Regions from separate parts of the Mus musculus genome. Here regions 2, 3 and 4 are each linked to region 1. The links are chromatin loops, found by intact Hi-C in ENCODE. Cell type or tissue: heart. All regions are shown on one strand. Region 1 holds the start of Zfp637 (zinc finger protein 637). Region 2 holds the start of 4933440N22Rik. Region 3 has its middle 12 kb from the start of Gm23908. Region 4 overlaps Hnrnpf (heterogeneous nuclear ribonucleoprotein F).

Region 1 (5,000 bases):
TAGGCCTCGAATTCTTACAAGATGCAGCTTACTGTCTGTTCCAGTGTACAGATGAAAAGCCTGAAGCTTAAGGAACTTCTTTAATACTGCAAACAGGATTGGAATTCTTTCTTTTAAAGTCCACGTTATTCTGGCCTATTAAGCTACATTGGAAATGGACAAGGCCGTGCACTCTAGCTCTTCCCTGTTTCCCTATGTGTCTCATACTCGGGGTTAGAGCTCAGAGTTCAAGGTTCATTCAGCCTGAGACAACCCCAACATCACCTCTATATCAAATTGCTTTTCCTTTTTTCTTTCTTTCTCCCTTAAGACAGGGTTTCTCTATATAGCCTTGGCTGTGCTAGAACTCATTCTACAGACCAGGCTAGCCTCTAACTCACAGATCCGCCTGCCTCGTCCTCCTAAGTGCGGGGATTAAAGACATGCACCACCACTGTCCGGCTTCAAACTGTTTTCTTGCTTTGTTTTGATTATCATTTCCAATCCCAGCTTGCAGGCTTTCCCTGCAACCTGTAGAGCAGTGAGCTTCACCAAATGAATGCATCTTCTTATAGGGGCTCTGACGTCATCCCAGCAACCAGCTGACTCACTCACTGAAAAAGGCTACATTCTGGGCGTATCTTCCATGACAGTCCAGCAGGGTAGCTGTTGGGAACCCAAACATGTCCACTCCTGCTCGCTGACTTTGATCACCGCCTCTTCATATGATTCTTCCATGGGCTGGTCTGGAGAACCTGAGGGACAGAAAAAATAAATAAACCAAACCAAAAAAAAAAAAAAAAAAAACAAACAATAAAGGGCAGACCTGAGAGTTGAGATCAGTTTGGAGTGTAAACACAGGAAATCCAGACTTTCTGAGGTAATGTCACTGCAAAGTGGGCTAAAGATAGCAGGACTGGAGGGCTGGAGAGATGGCTCAATGGTTAAGAGCACTGGCTGCTCTTCCAGATGTCCTGAGTTCCATTCCCAGCAACCACATGGTGGCTCACAACCATCTGTAATGGGATCTGATGCCCTCTTCTGGTGTATCTGAAGACAGCTACAGTGTACTTACATATAATCATAAATAAATGTTTGGGCAGGGTGGGCTGGGGTGGGGGTGGGGAAGATAGCAGGACTGACCAAACAGAAATGAATCTAGGAGCAAGGAGGCAGAGGGAAACAGATAGCAGAGAAGTAGGAGTGCCTACTGTACTGTTAGTCCCCAGGTAAGGGCCGCTCTGCTTGCATTTGGTCTTGATAAAAAATTGGGGTTCTCTACTTTCCAGGCAAGAAGTCAGCACACCAGCCTTCCTGACTGGTGTTAGGAAGAAATAGCTCCAGCTTTCCTTTTCAGCTCCCCTCAAGTTACAAGGACCTAACAAAGAAGGTCTTGTTACCTTCTGGTAATTCTTAGTAGGCTCTTAACCCAAACCACCACTCCCTCCCCCCACCCCCCATGGAATGCTTATTTAAGGATCAAATTCCTGAATCTGTACACTTTGTTTACATAGTGGTACAGTATAATCTTTGTTTCAGTATGTCTGGTCAAAATGCTGGATTCCTAGCTTAATGAATTAGCAATCTGATGGTACGATTTTCTATTTTATTAACCAAATAGCTAACCCTTCTATCCATTCAGTTATATAGCCTGATGTCAAGAAATCTTTGAAGGATTCACTTCCAACTTGGAACACAAGCTATAAAGGGGTCCCCTGTCATGCTGCAAATGCATTCACTTAGAGATATTATTGATTAAAAATAAAGCCAACAAAACTCCCCTGTGATTCACAAAGAAAAGCACATGGTAGCTACTCCCTGGGGCTGGACTTTTTTGTCTCTGGAGTGTCTAGAGAACATGGTTAAGTCAAAATGAGTGAACACGGTAGATACCTGAACTCCTCTACCTGCTAAGAAGTAGCCAACATGCCTCAGCTGTGTCTCCAGACTCCCTGATTAATAGCAGGACAACTGACAACAGGAAATTGTCAAGGAAGAACCTGTTCAAGTCAGAGCAATCAAATTCTTGAAGATATTGAAAGAGAGTGATTTCGTAACACAAAACGCTGCTTTTCCTATCAGAAATGTTACCACAGCTCAGAATTAGGCCCCGAGAGACTTGAATTTTTTGCCTTGTTTCCCTCGGTGTATGCCCTGTAGCAGAACAACCTAACAGCCCCGACTCCAGTTTCTTCTCTTAGTAAACAAGTTAACACTATCTCAATTAGCTAGCTCTCGGAAGAACTGAGGACCAGAAAGTGAGGGATCTCTTACATTTGAGACACGCCCTACAAATCCAAGACCTAAAATGGTGCTTTTTCAGGAGAGAGGGCTGGAGGACAGACAGGGTGATCTGTAGGGTTTGGGAAAAATCTAATGAGGCAATTTAACGTGCGATTAGGAGCTTTGGGTGAGGATGAATTCCCCCCACGCTGGACGCCACTCCCTGCTAGGCTCTCTCCCTAGGCGTGAACTCTGCTCTCCTGGCCTAGCTGGACCTTCCTGTGGCCCCTCCCACGCTCGCGGGGCCCCAGCCTCCCAGGGACCCCGACATTGCAGCAGGACCCTTCCGCAGCACACCGCGGCCCACCCGCTCTCCGACCAGCGCACCCTTGTCTGCGGTTGGCGATTTTGGCCCGGACGGCCAGCCTGGCCTGCTCACGCGCCCTGGCCGGAGCAGCAGGCTCAAGACACAGCCCCCTCTCTCGGGCGCACAGCCCCGGCCTCAGCAACACTCACCGCAGCGGCGCGCGCCCGCAGACAGACAAAGCCGGCGCCGAGCCCGTAGCAGCCGCTGCAACGCTGCGCGTCGCCGGACCACAACTCCCAGGAGCCCGCGCGCGCCCCGAGGCACTGTGGGAAGCGCCGCGACCGAGCTGCGGCAGAAACGCGGTGGCTGCTTCTGGTTGTTGGGGAGCGCCGTCCTGTGGAGGAGCGGTGGTTGAAGCTTGGGAATGCTTATGACGTTAAAACTGCAGAAGACTCAGGGTTCCCTATAGGAGCCGGGACCAAGTATTTCGGACAAAGAATCAGGAATACTCTCTGGTCCGTGTAATAAGTTTTTTTTCACCCAAAAGATGGACGAGGCACTGCAGGACTTCGGAGTTTAGGTACTACCCCGACTAGTTGTACGACCCAGGGCGCTCACTTGTGGGGAGCCCAGGTCCGACGGCTCCAGGACCCCATAGGGCACCTACGCGGGGCCCGGGAGACTTTCTGAGCCAAGGGAACTCGAGGGAACAGTATTCCCTGAGTGGACACTAACATTGTCTTCCTAACTGAAGAAGTTAATGACACAAGGGTTGAGATTTGAACACTCTAAAATTAGTTATTAGAGATGGGAGAGTAGCCCTTTTGGTCCTGAGAGGGGCGTGGATGAAATTGAGCATCCATTCAATAAAATCTCTTTTAAGATGCCTTAAACGTCCATCGACTGCATTTATTTATATGCATTTCTAATAGCCTTTTTTTTTTTTTTTTTTTTTTTTTGGTTTTTCGAGACAGGGTTTCTCTATATAGCCCTGGCCATCCTGGAACTCACTCTGTAGACCAGGCTGGCCTCGAACTCAGAAATCCGCCTGCCTCTGCCTCCCAAGTGCTGGGATTAAAGGCGTGCACCACCACTGCCTGCCTCTAATAGCTTTTCTAAAGGACATTAGTCTCACCCTGGAGCCCTGACTTGACTTCTTTCGTAGTGAGCCTCCCCCAGAGTCTTCCCTTGGTAGATTTAGCTATCCTATTGAATGAAAGAGACCATAAGAAATGTTCCTCTTGCAGTGCCCTTGTTCCTTTCCCAGAATTACATGTGTCAGACTGGATGAAATATTTGACTTCACAGGACATCTCTGTTCTGTGAGACCAGATGTGGGATTAGGACAAGTTTTAGTTGACAAAGCATCGGTAGGAAAAGGGGGCCATCAGGGGAGACAAGAACTCATGTTTCCTTCATAAATCTGCAAAGATTCTCTTAACAGCCTTGAGGACTTGGGTACACGTATTTTTTGGGAAAAAAAGATCCCATTTTGTTTAGTGTGTGGATGTGAGGGGTGTCTTGCTGTGCCTGTGGAGGTCAGAGAATCATTAGTATGAGTGGGCTCACCCTTTCCTACAGGGAATCGAACTCAGGTCATCAGACTTGGCAGCAGGCACTATTACCTACACACCATCTTACTGGCCCAGATCCATTTGATAGAGTGGTTACGATTGGGGTTGAAAGATCAGAGTCCCTAGACACATGGTTCTTGCCAAGATCTTAAATGGGGCATAGTCCTCAGCCACCACCTGCATCTTAACACTTGCATCAGGAAGGGGGGAGGGTGCCGAGTGAGGGCTAGGGGTGAGTTCTGCCAGTGCGTATTTAAATGCTTGTTACAGACATCTCCATCCCTGGTACCTTACATCACTAGGGGAAGGAATGATAATTCAGACAGTGACATTAGTTATGACAGTCTCACTACTTGGATAAAGAAACTGCTCAAATGACCTCCTATGCGGAGACCCTCTACGTGGATCAAATGTGTGATAAAGCACAGATCCACAAAAGACCCAGAAGAAAAACTGAATTAATGTGATCATGATCTCAGTGTAGGAAAGGACGTTTGCAACCACGATAAAATGGACAAAAATAAGAAAAAGGTTAGCCGGGTGTGGTGGCGCACGCCTTTATTCCCAGCACTTGGGAGGCAGAGGCAGGCAGATTTCTGAGTTCGAGGCCGGCCTGGTCTACAAAGTGAGTTCCAGGACAGCCAGGGCTATACAGAGAAACCCTGTCTCGAAAAACCAAAAACCAACCAACCAACCAACCAAACAAACAAACCACCCTCTCCCCCCCAAAAAAAAACCAAAAAAAACCAAAAAAGAAAAAGGTTAAAATTTAACACTGTGGCCAATACCACTAAAGGAAGACAACACATGACAGAGTTAAGGGGGAAACCCTAGTGACAGACATCATGTAAGTCAACAAGGCAAAGAAACAATATTCTGATAGAAATATGGCCAACAGGGTCTGGAGAGATGGCTCA
Region 2 (5,000 bases), 67 kb before region 1:
AATTAACCATTACATATATATTAATGGAAACAAAGCAAGATCTAAATGTTTTGTAAGAAACGCTATGTTGGCCCCTCACTCAAGATAGGACCTTGCAAACAATATGCTAACAAATGAAATGTGAAGTTGATGGCATATTAAGAACTAGTCGGGCAATGGTGGCGCATGCCTTTAATCCCAGCACGTGGGAGGCAGAGGCAGGCGGATTTCTGAGTTCGAGGCCAGCCTGGTCTACAGAGTGAGTTCCAGGACAGCCAGAGCTACAGAGAAACCCTGTCTCCAAAAACAGAATTTAAAACAAACAAACAAACAAACAAACAAACTAGACATTAAGTCTATAGGCCTCCACTAACTCAAATAGAAATAATCTGATAATCAGAACACCCAGACTGTAATGGTAATCTTACATTGGAATCCCAGCACCTGACCAGCAGGAGTTCAAACCTGGGCTACACAGGCATCTCTCTGGGTACATGGACACAGTGACTTTACATGTGGCACTCCTGCACTCAATCTTAGCAGTGGAAGGAAGACTAAAGCAAGCATACTCCACTTTTTGAAATTGAGAAGGAGCTAAATTGTTGTATTCACCTTTAATCCCATCACTTGGGAGTCAGGGGCAGCCCAATCTCTAAATTCAGGGACAACCTGGTCTACAGAGTGAGTTCTAAGACAGCCAAGGCTACACAGACAAACCCCGTTTCAGAACATCAGAGGGGAAAAAATTTAGACCCTAGGAGTAGTGGTATACACCCTTTAGTCCCAGCACTCAAGAAATAGCAGAAGGTTCTGAGTTTAAAGCCAGCCGGATCTAAAGAACTAGCCACAGGTCAGCCAGAGCTACAACATAGAGACCCTGTCTCAAAAGCAAAATAAATAAAATTTTTAAGAGAAAGGGATGATAGGCACCTGCTGAAATCCTGGTGACCCCAGTTTTATCCCAGAAGACACAGTAGCAAAGTGGGCCAAAAGCTGTTCTCTGACCTCTCCATGTTACTGGTATCATCTGCCCACAACCATTCACTTGTGGGTTACACAGAGAACTGAAATTTTTTTGGTAAGCAAATGGTCAGTAGTTTTATTTCGGCATTTACTAAAGTCTTAAATATAATCACATATAAAACAAACATTTCAGAGTTCCAGGACAGCCAGGGCTACAAAGAGAACCCTGTCTTGAAAATCCAAAAAGAACAAAATAACCCCCCCCCCAAACAAAACCAAACATCTCAAAAGTACAAAATACAGCCAGGCGTGGTAGTGTACACCTTTAATCCCAGCAATTGGGAGGCAGAGGTGGGCGGATTTCTGACTTCCAGGCCAGCCTGATCTAGAAAGTGAGTTCCAGGACAGCCACAGCCAGGGCTATACAGAGAAACCGTGTCTCGAAAAACAAAAGAAAGCTGTTACACACACACACACCCCCTTGTATTAGCTGTGCTTCGTGATACATGCCTTTAATGCCAGCAATTCACAGCACTATGGAAGCAAAAGTAGGTGTGTTGCTTGAGTTTGAAGCCAGCCTTATCTAAATATACAGTAATTTTGCGCCAAGGCGTAATATAATAGTTAGACCCTACCTCAAGAAACAAGTAATCACTTTTGCATTTACTTTTAGATCCAGTGTGCCCAGGCCTTCCTTCAAATCAAACCATGAATCTTTTTTAAAAATTACTACAAAAACGGGCATAATACAGACAGAATGGGGCTGACAAAGCGTGCCTAAAGCCTGCCATGCCCAGTAACTACTAATGGGGTGTGGTCGAGTTAGTACTCCAATCTAGAGGTGGAGCTGAGTGATCTGGAATTCAAGGTCATCCTCTGTGGCTACATAATGATTTGTAACTTAAAAAAAAAAAAAAAGGCTGGTAAGACTAATGGCAACACGAGGGAGATAAGAAAAGCAGAAAGTTCAAAATTTAAGTCAGGATTTGGTCTGTAAGACTGTTCTCAACTGAGATCTACCTCCGAGCGCTGAGCGCAAAAGCATGCATAGCCACCCGGCGTACTCAAAAGTACTTCGACATTGTTCAATGGGCTAACGCACTTTTTGCCAGACCTTAGCTACCTGCGCTCAGTCTGAATACACAGATGGAAGAACTGAACCACGTTTTGACCTCCACTCCGCAGCACGAAGGGAAGAAAGACTTAAGTATTAACTATTTCCAGATATCGTCTGTCTTGTTCAACTAGAAGAATTAAATATTTAAACCACCCCCTGGACAGAGCGATAGATCATTGTGACAGGGACCCTCAATTCAATCCCAAGGACCCAGTGCTGGAAAAATCCATTTCTTCACCTTATCCCCTCACCTCCACGCACAAATAAACATTAAAGGAAACCGACTAAAATAAGCCCAAAAGTTCCGTAAACAAAACTGCCCAGGTTCAGGAGACCGATCCCGCACAGCCACATGGCGGCCACCCGCGCTCGCTCGCCCGCTTACTCCGCAGCCCGACTTGCAGGTAGGAAAGAGGCCCATTTGTTTGTTCCCGGACTGGCAGGGGCAGAAAAGGTCGCTGGGTGGGAGTCTTAGGGCACATGGGGCTGCCTCTCCGATCCCGCCGGGTCGGGAAGGCTCCGGAGAGCACGCGCCGAGGGAAGGCCGAGCGGGCCCACCTCAACTTTTCCCAGACACGTGAGGCTCCACAAACACAGCACAAAAGTGCTCGTAACTGCGGCTAAGGCCGACTAACCCACCTAGGCAAAGACTCCGCACCCCACACGCTAACACGATACCTCTGGGGGACGGGACCGGCGCAGACCGGTGCTCCTAGCTCCCGGGCCGCCACGAGGAGGAAGCGAGGCGCTCGGCTTCGCTCGGGCCGGGCGTGGGCGGTGGGCGGAGCCGTCCCGCCCAGTCTTGTGAAACTCCGGGCGCCTCGGGCCACGTGAGCGCCCGCTCGTCTTTCTCCAAACTACAACCACCGCCCGGGCCTGCCGGGGGGCCGCTGACAGAGCGTAAGCCGCGGTGGGTGAGAAGCGCTCCACCCTCACCCCCCCCCCCAATATCCCGCCGAGGAAGCCGCGCCTGCGGGCGGGGTGGGGGGGCGGCTCTGAGGAAAGCCGCGCTTTCTCCGGGCGGGCGTGGGCCGCGGCTGCGGTCTCCCAGGCCCTCCGCACACCTCAGCCCAGAGGCCCGGCCCTACCGACCGGACTCCAGCCCTCAGTCCCCGCTCCCCCGACCGCACACCTCGGCCACGCGGCCCAATCCCCGTCGAAAATGCGCTGAACTTCGGCTCCCGACCCCAAACCCCGGCCACGCGGTCCCCAGCTCCGTGGGCAGCCTCCGCACGGCTATGGCTGTGCGGCGGCCACCTCGGCCCCGTTCCTTCCGAGTCCGGATCCCACGCCCGCCATCCAACGCCCGCCGGGCCCAGGCGCCAGCACACCCCGCCGGCGGCCCTCACCTCCGGCTTCTCGGCTCCACGCTCCCACTCACATCCGGACCTCGCCGGCCCTCAGAGCACCTAGAGGAGGGTGGAACCCCGGGGACTTGGCAGTTGTAGCTGAGGCAGTTGAGGCTTGTTTACTGTCACCATGGAAACCCCCACAGGCGCGCTCGCGGGACGGCCTCAGCGGGGCGAGTCAACCGCGCGGCCGGCCTGCTCCTCAACTCCCGCCTGCCGAGCGCCAGCGGCGCCTCCGGAAGCCCTCCTGATCCCCGGTCCGCTCCCCGCTCGGCCCACGCCCCGAGCACCCGGAAACAGTAGCCCGGGGAGCCCACTTTCCCTTCCCACAGCCGGCGTGACCGCGGGCTGGCCTTCCCCGAACCCCACCTTCAGGAAGACGAGGCGCAGTCCTCCTTCCACGACGGAGCCGGAAGGATGCAAGACGGTGATGGGGCGGAGCCTCAGGCAGCGGACATCCGGGCACAGGGCAGCCGCGGCGCCATTCTGACGAGCCCAGAACGGAGCCTAGGATTGGCCGGGGGAGGGAGAGGGGCGGGACTAGAGAGCTGTGGACCCGCCTCTGAGTCCCGGAGAGGACAGTGACGGCGCAGGCGCAAACATTGCGGGGGGGGGGTAGCAGGGGGAGGGGGCGGGCAAACGAGGGGGGGGGGGGAGACAGCAAGGTGGAGGGGGTTGTCCATAAAGAGACCTGTGGGCTGGTGAGTCGGTGGACGCTGAATTCTGCACGCGTGTCTCCGCATCCCGAAAAGTGATCCCAAAGGAATCAATGACCGCATGCGTGCGGAAAACTAGAATGGTGTCTTATGTAAAAGAAAGACCGCCTAAGGGCATCTCAGGCAGTCCGGAGGGATTTGTCTGAAGTTTCTAACTCTCAGCACTATGTGAACGCTGGGACAGATTTTCTTGATGTGTAATAATTTGGGAGGATTCTCTGCGAGATGTCGAGATACAAGCTAAAGTGAAGATTATTTTTGAAGCTTCCAGAGCCGCCTAGGCGGGCGTAGGAACACGAGCTGGTTCCTACGAACTCCATTTCTGCATGGAGGCGGCCGAGGCTACAATGCATGGTCGCGAGCTGCTGTCTATATAAACACTGGAGAAATTACAAGGCCGTTCAGAATAATCTCTGGTTATAAGTGAACTACAGTGATGAAGGAAACGTTTATAAAACAACACACCAGACTAACTCCAGAAAAAGGAAAGAAAACTTTGAGAGGAAAACCTGTCCAAGAAGAAAAATAGAAGTCAAATGATAGAAAACAGATGCTACAAAAGTTAGATAAGTATTCGTGAGCACTAAACCCAGAGCCTTGTAGTTGGCAAATTACATCCCCCACCTCTGATGTTTGTTTGTTTGTTTGCCCAGGGAGTGGGGCATTAAAATTGTTAAGTTCGTGCGAGTTATCACCACACTTTCAACTGAAGTCAGAGGACAATCCTGAGTGTTCTCTCCTTCCACCATGTGGGGTCCTGATCAAACTCAAGGTTGAAAGGCCTGTGCAGCAAGTTCTGCTGAGACCTCTCACCCTGCTCCTTGGGTGGTTTTATTTATTTTTAAAGTTCCTTACTATTGCCAGAGAAAGGTGCAA
Region 3 (5,000 bases), 260 kb before region 1:
GACCTATCTACCTTATGACCCAATGATGGCACTCCTGAGCACATACCCAAAAGACTATTCCCTGCTATAGACAAGCATGCCCACCCATGTTTATAGCTGTTCTATTCACAATAGCTAGGACATGGAAACATCCTAGATGTCTATTAATTGATGAATGGCAATGCAGTATGGTACCTATCTATATACAGTGTGGTACCTGTATACAATAGTACCCATATACAGTGTGGTACCTATATACAGTGTAGTACCTATATACAGTGTGGTACCTGTATACAGTGTGGAGCCTCTATACAGTGGTACCTATATACAATAAAATTTCACTCAATGTAGTACCTATATACAATAGAATTTCATTTGACCATAAAGAAAAAGTGAAATTGAGGAATTTTCAGGTAAATGGATGAATCTGGAAAACATACTGAGTGAGCCAACACAGAAGAAGAAAGACAAACATGTTCTCACTAACATGTGGCTCTTAATGTTGAAACTTTAGTGTCTGTGTGTGTTTAATTTTGAGTACCTGTAAAATCTGTAGAACTACAAAGGGACCATCGGTGGAGAGAGGTTAGAGAGATCGTAAATGAGAGTGGATATAACAGGTAATATGAAGGAGGAAATGGAAAGAATGGGGGAGAGTTTTACATGGAGAGGGGAGTGGCAGGAGTGGGTGGGTGAGGAAAGGAAAAGTCACTTCTAAGGATACTTGAACGAGCCACGTGGAAACCTGTATTTTATAAGCTGCCTAAATAGCCACCAGTGTGGCAAAATATGTCCAGGGTCACTGTGGTAGATAATCATAGTTGTCAGTTTTATTGCATCTAGGATTCACTAAAACTTAAGGTGGGCACTCCTGGGAGGAATTTGATTATTCTGATTATTTGGAACAAGAAGATCCACAATAAATCTGGGTCACAACTTCTGGTGGCAGCCTACATGAAAGCATATGGAAGAAGGAAACTTTGCTCTTTGCCTGCTAGGCCTCACTCTTGTTAGCAAGTCCATTCGTTTGTTGCTATGGCGTTCTTTCATCAGTATTAGAACCAACTTCCTTAGGACTCCAATCTCAACCGCTGAGACATCCAGCCACGTGGACTGAATAACCACCATATTCTTGCCCTCTCCATTGTGAGACAGGCATTGCTGCACCATCCAGACCACATGCTATAATTTAAGAATAAAACACATATGTATGTATGTATGTATGTATGTATGTATGTATGTATGTATGTATGTGTGTATATGTATGTATATATATATATACATACACGTATATACATATACACATACACACATATACACATATACATGTATGCATATATATATATATATACTTATATATAAATGTTGTGGGGATAACATTCGACTTTCCAATTGGGTTTAAGGCCTGTTCCACAGGAGGAAATACAGGATGCCTGGTACTGAAAATCTGGTCAAGAACCTTTTGTTGGGGAGCCCACCAGACCCAAGGGTGAAATTAATACTATTATTTTGCTAAATAGATGTAGTATCAAACTGCCCTCTAAATTTGTATCTTTCTACACATAGATTAGTGCAAATTCCATTAGAAAAATTTCTTTGTGCAGTTAATGGTGGCTAATGCAGAAACACACGACTGGCCAAAGGGCAGAGCATAAGCAGGAAATCTTTATAACCACCCCCAAGGCTTAGGGGACAACATGGAAGGAGTGGAAAGACTGTAAGAAAGAGCCAGGTGTTAGGGGTCACTGGAGCAAAAACAGTGTCTTCTGGACATGACAGGCCCTCCCTCTGCACTTGTGAACTTAAACAGCTGTAGTTGCCTGCACAGTTACCATTCTAGCATGGGATAGGAAGGAATTCATGAGGCCCCAACCCTAGCTGAGGAGCTAAGAACAGTCGATAGCTTCTGGGGTTGGAAAGTCCGTTTTCTTTAAGGCTGTGGCTCCTAGTAGATGGACCATACCTCAGTAGGTGACCCCAATTCCCAGAAGTTCATAGAAAGGATATCTGGAATCAATGGGTTATTAAACTTAGAAATAAAAGGATATAAATTTAAAGTGGAGCAGGAAGGTATAAGGACTGATCTTAGAGAAGTTAGGTGGAAGAGTTGGGTGTGAATGCAATCAAAATATATTTTACGTAATTTGGAAAAAAATTAATAAACATTTATTTTGTAAAAACTGAGCTACTCTGGGGACTTGAGGTCAGGAAGGACAACCAGAACTCAGAGGGAGTTGTGGAGAACAGAGCATCCATCCAGACAATGACAATCACAAGGGCACAGAGAGCAGCAGGCTCAGCTCAGGCAGGTAGAGAGATCCACAGGGAAAGGGTAGCTAGCTCTCTTGGCTGGCTAGGACCTGATCTCACCCGCTGCCAATCATCATGAGTTGCATAATGCTGAGCCTAAGGCCAGCCAGTGGATCAACCTCTCTCTGGAGCCACCTACCTGTCACTGCTGAAGAGTCACTCAGGTTCCATGAATAGACTTGATACACCACAGCTTCCTTCCTTCAGCAGGGTGACTAATGCCCAACAGTGCTTGAAAGCAAGAACACAAGCCCTCTGCCTGAAATGATCCCAGCCTCTCATTGATTCCCACACACTCAGGGGCCACACCCCCAAAGCTAAGACATTAGTAGCCCCTGGGGGGACCATCTGAGGAAGGTGAGAAAACCTGTTCAGTTTATAGACTGCAACCTTAAGTGTGGCCAGCAGAGGCCTCTGGTATGCAAAGAAAGGAAGCTGTAAGGTAAAGACCGCCCCAGCAGACCTCAAACACTTGTCTAATAAAGTCACCGGGCAATGGCGTAGGCCAGGGTCTCAAGGATCTCAGGTGCACAGCAAACTGGAGACCAGCCTGAAATATATGAGGCTTGTATTAAAATAAATGAACAAGAAATTAGAAAGATCTCATCTCACCCAGCGAAACACTTCAAAGTCTTAGAAAAATAAGAAAATCCAAACCCAAAAGCAATAGATAGCAAAAGAAAGAGACGAAGGAAGGAAGGAAGCAAGGAAGCAAGGAAACAAGGAAGGAAGGAAGCAGGGAAGGAAGATAGATAGATAGATAGATAGATAGATAGATAGATAGATAGATAGATAGATCAGGGGAGAAATTAATAAAATGGAGATCGAGAGAACAATACACACACTCAAACAAAGACCCTAAAAACTCCACCAGAAAAGTCTTAGAACTATCATTTTTCTCTCTATTTTTTTGAAAAAAATCATACAATATATTCTGATAAGTTTCTCCTCCCTCAGCTCCTCAAAGACCCTTCCCACCTCTCAGCCACTCAACTCCATGGCCTTTTTTTCTCTTTCTCTCTTTAGAAAACAGGCAAGCGAACAAACAACCGCAACAAGAAAACAATTTTTAATGAGAAAACACACACACACACACACACACACACACACACACACACACACACACACAAAAACCACAGAGAAACAACGCATAAAAACACAAACTGAAAACTCTCAGCAAAATGGTAAAACACAACATTTCTCTACCAAGAGCCACCACTTTTCTATCATGGCGATGAGAAAGCTTCAGAGAAAGCATTTAAGGCAGCGGTTCTCAGCCTTCCTAACGCTGCAACCCTTTCATACAGTTCCTCAGGCTGTGGTGACCCCAACCATAAAACGATTTCATTGCTACTTCATAGCTGTAACTTTGTGCTTAGGTGACCCCTGGAAAGGGGACATTCAACCCCCAAGGAGTTGCAACCCACAGGCTGAGAACCATTTGGGGGGTTGTCCTATTCGAATAGTTGAAAAGAAAAATGTAGGAATAACCCTAATAAGAGGGTGGAAGTCCTCCAAATAAAAACTGGAAGATACTGAAGAAAGATATTGAAAAAGACACGGCAGACAGCAAGGCCTCCCACGCTCATATATTGGCAGAATTAATACCATTAAAATGGCTGTATTACGAAAAGCGAGTCCAGATGTAACATGTCCTCATCAAAATGTCAACAGGATTCTTCACAGAATGATTTAAAAAAAAATCCTAAAACGCCTGTGAAAACACAGAAGAATCCCAAACAACCCATGCAATCCTTAGAAAGCACTGCTGGGAAAGAATACTACTGAGGCAGGCATGATCCTGCCTGCGAAGCTGGCATGAGAGCTCAGGTTGGGGCCAGGGTTAAGAGCTCTGGCTTCTCTTGCAAAGAACCGGCTCAGCTCCCCACACCCACTTGGCAGCTCACAACCATCTGTAACTCCAGCTCCAGGGGACCTGATGTCTTCTTCTGGCCTCCATGGGTACCAGGCATGTCCACATACTGCACAGACAGACATGTGTGCTGGCAAAACACCCATGCACATAAATAAAGATACATGGTAAATATTTTTAAAAGAAGATCCCAAGTTCAGAGTCAGCAGGGCTACACAGCAAGATGCCACTGCAAACACGTGGTCTCTTTCACTCTGTTTCTAGAAGGTTGTAAAAACGAGACGTATTTGGGGGATGGAGCAGTGGCTCAGCAGATAAGAGCACTAGCTGTTCTTGCAGTGGACCTGGGTTAGGTTCCCTGTACCTTCATGGCAATTCACAGCTATTTGCAACTCCAGTTTCAGGGGATCTGACACCATCTTTGGGCCTCCAAGAACAACAGGCACACACATGGTGCATATACATATATGTAGGTAGACACTCATACACATTAAATAAAAATAAATACTTCTTTAAAAAAAAACTGGGTTTTTTTCCACAAATAGTTGGGAAAAAAAACCAAAGGCCTGGAAGTCACTTGGACATGAACTTTTCTATCTGGGACAATTGTTTTTATCCACATGTTCAACTTATTTAATAATTACAAAGCAATTTGACTTTTCTGCTTTTTCCTCTAGTTTTCTCAGTTTTGAGTGAGTTGTCTGGATACATTACAATTCTATAATGGTAGAATAGAGTTTTGATGAAATCCACAACATTGCTTGGACTATCATCTTGCTTTCTAGTTATCGACAGAATTTAGGCTAATACCACCTCATTATCATTACTAGTATCATTT
Region 4 (5,000 bases), 75 kb before region 1:
TAGTAAACTCACTAATGACTGTTTCTCCAAAGCAAACTAACAAATTAATTTACAATTACTTCTCTTTAATAGCTTACCTTAAAGAACCACCACAGATGCCTTCTGTAGGAAACACTTAATGGAAGGTAACAAGTTTTCCTTTAAAAAAACAAAACACAAAACCCAAGATTGGTCTCATGGCCTCAGATTCCATGCATTATTGTACAGAAGGGACCTTCTGGGAGCTGGGCTCAGAGCAAGCTAAGATGCTCATGTCCAGAAATATATTTATTATAGCCCTAGGACCAACATATTTAGGTTTCCATTATTTGTTTCATCTTTTCCTGGGTAGAGGACATCAGCAAACAACTCATTTACTTAGCAGAGAACTAATCAGAGCTTAATTTAAATGTAAGAGAAATTTAAAATTTAAATGAAGGAAGGCAAAGGGAGAGAGCTGGGATCTGGGGGCACTTCCTGAAATTCCTCTAGAGGCAATGTAGAGTTCACTTAAAATCCTGTTTTATTTTGTCCCCCCTGCTGGGGGTGTGGTGGGGGTCAGGGGACACCTCCAGATGACAATGCTTTTCACTAATCATAACCCATGCGAAAAGGCTATCCTTAAATGATAAGGACATGAGCTGAATCCTATGAAAACTTATGCTGCATTCTTCATTTTGGAAATGTGGTAATTTTTGCCTAGTGTCTTAAAGTAGAGGTAATTGCATTTGCATTGTCTCATACTTTCTGTGATTATTACTAAGGTATGGGAGGGTGCTAAGCCTATTTTAAAATAAAAGTTTCAAAGACTCTGTAACAGGGTTTCACTTCAGAGTTTCAACCATATTCCTGCCCATAAAATTGTAATGACTGGATCCCCTTCTTCCAACTCCGATCTTCTACCCAGTGTGGTAGGTAATACCTGTAGCCTCCCTTGGAGAGACCACAGGGCACGCAGCTGGCAGCTAGACCTACATTAACGTACTGGCACAAGACCTGTGAATATGTGAACTGTGGAGACATGCCCAGCAAAAAGAGCAGATGGAATGGTCTCATTAGAAGTACTGTTTGAGCACCCAGAGATTTGGTTTTAATTGCAAGACACGCTACCGGATCCATTTGCATCATTCTGGGTGACTGGCTCCTAATACTGTAGCCAGCCAAGGCCTACATGCCCTCTTAATTTCCACAACTTGAGCACTAAAGAAAATGCACTATTTAAAAAAAAAAAAAAATCAGGCAGAGACTGCTTTTCTAGGAAGCTACCCAGTCAGTGATACTGGTTAAACTGGATTTTCGCTGCCTTCAGGTAGATCCAGGTAAGATAGACGAGGTGCGCCCTTTGAATCCTGGACTAGTTAAGTTTATCGGCCGAACAAACAGGGCGGCTCAAGCACCACCCACCTAGTTCTTTTGTTCGGGCCCGCTTGGTGGGAGCCTTGCTGCACCCTCCTCCTCCGTGCATCTTTGTGTTCCAGGAAGTCGCCGGAGTTTTCACTGGGAGCCCGCCCTCGTCCTCCCTCCATTTTGTAAATGAGTTTTAACCTCCGGAACGCCGGGAGCGCGTCCAGGCAGATTCTCTTACTCAGAAAGTTACACTCTTAAGACCACGAGAGCCGCGGCTTCAAAACTACTGCCTTTTTCTGCTCTAAAACTTACCAGGGGAGGAAGGTAGAAGTGACTTCTATATTCAGTAAGGAACGCGGCTTACGAACTCAAACTCCACCCGACGCCTTAAAAACGCAGAGGGCTCCGGGGAAAGTCCAGGTGCATCTTTTTGTTCTCAACCTGAAATGGAAGTTCCAATGACCATGGGCAAACGCTTTCTGTGGAAGCGGAGCCCCTGGAGACGAGCGTTTTGGCGGGAAGCAGGGCGGAGGGCAAGGTGACGCTGCTCCGCGGCCTTCGCCCGGTAGTCGACCGCGCCGCGCAGCGAGCGCCTGCCGGGCAGGAAGGTCCGCCCCGGGGCCTGCGCGGGCTCGGGCGGGAGCTTCCGGGCGGGGGCGGGGGATGGGAGGCTCCTGCGCCTCGGAGGGTGGTGGAGGGGAAGACTCAGGGCGGGGAAGAGGGCTGAGCAAGAACTCGCGCAGGCCGAAGGGTGGAAAGGCTCCAAGAGGGAAACTTCTAGGTGACCAGGTAAAGTACGCTGCCTGGAGCCTGAGGCTCGGGCGGGAAGCGGGGCTCACCACGCCGAAAAGGGCGTTCGGGTCCGGAGTCCGGGAAGCTGCAGCCGCGTGATCTACAGCGGCAGTCGGACTGGGGTCACGGGGTGCAGAGAAGGAAGTGCCCTGCCGGGCCCGCCAATATGTCACCAATGAGAAAAGCGTGCCTGCAGGTGTGGCCCGCGAACAGTGGGTTTGGCCGGCGCCGGAAGTGGGGGAAGGAAAGGGGAAGACTTCTCGCCGAGTTCTGGGTAAAGGAGCCAGCCACCTGAGCAAAGTCCAGACTACAGCTACAGTTGGAAAGGGGAGCGCAATGAGGCGTTGAAGACGCAGCAAAGTAAAACCGAATCACCTAGCACTGGGATGCTACAGGATAAAGACCTGCCGACACCCAATACTTGCTTTTTTTCTTTTGACCATGGGCTCGAGGATATTTTCCATGTTGAAACATAAACTTTAAAAAACTAAAAACTTCCGCCAGACGTGGTGGCCGCACTTAATCGCTCAGGGGGCTTAACGCAGGAGGATCTAAAGCCGATACCAGTGTATATAGTGTGTACGAGTTAATTCCGGCCTTGTCTCATTTTTTTACATATATTAATATCGGGTGTGGTGGTGCACACCTTTAATTCCAGCATTCCGGGGGCAGAGGCCTGCCTAGGCTTCCTCTTGAGTTCCCCCAAAGCCCTTGACTTCTAGAAGCTGACAACCTAAGTTTGGTTCCCCAGTGACCACATAGTGGAAGGGGGGCTTGACTTTTGAATGTAATTGGCCCACATGTATAAAAATGAACCTTATAAAGTCTGTACCCAAGAGGCAATCACAAAATGTATTTTAATTCAAAGCAATTAGATTGAGAACTGATTAGATTATTTCAAAGGCCTATGTTTTAAGGACCCAGAAAGATGCAGAAAGAAAGGCATTAGCTGGGTAGGCACCCAGCTTGACACCTGAGGGTACCAACCCCCAAAAGACCCACAGGAGAAGGGGCTAAAGTTGTCCTCTGACCTAAGCACACTTGTAGTGAAAACACTGCAAGCACTCTTATACATAACTACTTTAAAATGTTACTAAAGTTTATTTTCTGCAAAAACTGGAGGAGAGAAACCTGAAACTAAAGCTGGTGATAGCTGCAAATGCTTAGGCTTAAAAAAAATAATCTTAAATAACCTTTCATGGTAAAGTTGTGTAGAAATGTTTAGAACTAAAGAGACAAGATAAAATGAGAAATGACCTAATCTTTCCAGTAAAGTCAAGGTAGGACTTAACCATCAAGAGACTTGAAAAAGAAAACAAAATGAAGCAAAACCTGAAATGTATGGCCCATGTTTGATTATTTTTTGAGACTATGTAGAGGTGATTGAGCTCCATATACTGAGCTCCAACTCAATATGGAACTTTTAAGCTAAAATTGAACTCCCAATTTTGCTTTTTCCAAAAAGCTTTTGCAATCTTCCTGCTCCAGCCTCTTGAATGGAATGCTGTACATAGACTCCAGACCAGCTCAGCTACTTCCTCCTATGCTCTTGACACAAATGAACACTGACCACAAATTTCTATTTGTACAATCTGTGGATGTTCCAAAATAAAGGAATTGGAGCTGAATGGTAGCACTGCAGATACCTATTATCTCAACATTTGGGGAGCTGAGGAAAAAAGAATTTTAAAAGAATGAAAGAGGGATTCAAAGAAAACCATATGCACACCTTCCTGTTTTTCCAGAAAGCTAGGTAGAATTTGGCTCCTGTACACAGGTCAGGCAGCTAATTCTGGCTTCTGTGGGTTCATTTCATATATTGTTACAGGAAGGTATTAATAAGAAGTTGGTGGGGCTGGTGAAATGGCTCAGTGGGTAAGAGCACCCGACTGCTCTTCCGAAGGTTTGGAGTTCAAATCCCAGCAACCACATGGTGGTTCACAACCATCCATAAAAAGATCTGACTCCCTCTTCTGGATTGTCTGAAGACAGCTACAGTGTACTTACATATAATAAATAAATTAATCTTAAAAAAAAAAAAAAGAAGTTGGTTTTCAACAGACAAATCCTAGAAACAGTTGTGAGGTAGTAAGACTTAAGATTTATCTAGAAATTATCTATCTGCAGTGTATAGGAAAATGTCCATCACTGAAAATCTGTTGGAGCTAAATGGCAGTTCATTTCATTTTTTTCCTTTGTTTGAAATAGTCCATTATAAAAATGCTACCAATCCCCAAAGTCTTGCTTATAAAAACTCAAATTTGAGTATGTTAGTTCAAGTAGGCCTAACTCAAACCCTAGGTTCTATCCCTACCACCAAATAAACCTAGTATGGTGACTGAGGAGTTCAAGTGTTTGTATGTGCCAAAGCACTTGAAGACAGAAAGCTCAGAAACTCACACCTAGTGGTAAAGGTGACTGTGGCAAAGCCTGACCACTTCTTGAAGCAAACATGGTGAAGAGAACTGACTTTTACAAAGCTATCCTCACATAGAGGGAAAAAATGAATAAGGGTTGAGGGGTGGCCAACAATCAAGAGGCAGTGCCCAGCCTGGTCAACATAGCCAAAGCTACAAAGCAAGATGCTATCTGTTCTCAATAAGCAGTTTAAGATCATCCCCTGGAATACTGAATTCCAGGCCAGACAGGGGTTACAGGAGACCACACCTAATAAAAAATCACCTAATCTTAAGATTCTAAATCCCGTCATCAAAAGTAGATAAATAATTCATATTATGAAGTGAAACAGTACTAAATGAAAATTTGAGCCTTGTAGGACAGCACAGACATAATTTTTACATGTTTAAGGCCCTCTGTGAGGACCCCATGGCTGAGAAAGAGAAATCTAGGTTGTTTCTACCAAGAGTACTACTACTTAGGTC

What was found. Hi-C counts contacts between places; a loop is a spot of excess contacts. Peaks named below come from ENCODE experiments on the same cell type or tissue, not always from the same donor. Only the 100,000 strongest peaks of a DNase experiment are listed, where the experiment ranks them.
Region 2: a loop joins it to region 1, with 4 times the contacts of the local background. A loop is called at or near these places in 7 of 42 quality-filtered maps.
Region 3: a loop joins it to region 1, with 2.1 times the contacts of the local background. A loop is called at or near these places in 4 of 42 quality-filtered maps.
Region 4: it touches region 1 in a loop (4-fold over the local background); 16 of 42 quality-filtered maps call a loop at or near these places.

The regions. Positions count from the first base shown.
Region 1 is chr6:117,838,987-117,843,986 of GRCm38, reverse strand. It overlaps Zfp637 (zinc finger protein 637), which reads right to left and starts at 2,806. Exons shown (of 3, transcript NM_177684.3): 1 at 2,719-2,806; 2 at 595-734. The coding sequence starts at 664. In heart, CTCF peaks have their summits at 2,689 and 2,900; a DNase peak (open chromatin) is centred at 2,796; H3K4me3 peaks cover 2,092 bases; H3K27ac peaks cover 1,621 bases.
Region 2 is chr6:117,905,617-117,910,616 of GRCm38, reverse strand. 4933440N22Rik reads left to right here and starts at 2,412. Exons shown (of 2, transcript XM_017321877.1): 1 at 2,412-2,513; 2 at 2,776-4,811. The coding sequence starts at 2,412. The coding sequence ends at 3,507. Hnrnpf (heterogeneous nuclear ribonucleoprotein F) reads right to left here and starts at 3,835. Exons shown (of 4, transcript NM_133834.2): 1 at 3,778-3,835. In heart, a CTCF peak has its summit at 2,765; DNase peaks (open chromatin) are centred at 2,846 and 3,826; H3K4me3 peaks cover 4,544 bases; H3K27ac peaks cover 3,761 bases.
Region 3 is chr6:118,097,087-118,102,086 of GRCm38, reverse strand. No RefSeq gene overlaps it. Among named protein-coding and RNA genes, the nearest start is that of Gm23908, 12 kb to the left of the region's middle. In heart, a CTCF peak has its summit at 2,682 (motif pointing right); no DNase peak of the experiment used is centred here.
Region 4 is chr6:117,914,237-117,919,236 of GRCm38, reverse strand. Hnrnpf (heterogeneous nuclear ribonucleoprotein F) reads right to left here. Exons shown (of 4, transcript NM_133834.2): 2 at 1,639-1,767; 3 at 78-138. Among named protein-coding and RNA genes, the nearest start is that of 4933440N22Rik, 8.5 kb to the right of the region's middle. In heart, no CTCF peak of the experiment used is centred here; DNase peaks (open chromatin) are centred at 1,516, 1,986 and 2,256; H3K4me3 peaks cover 3,759 bases; H3K27ac peaks cover 2,297 bases.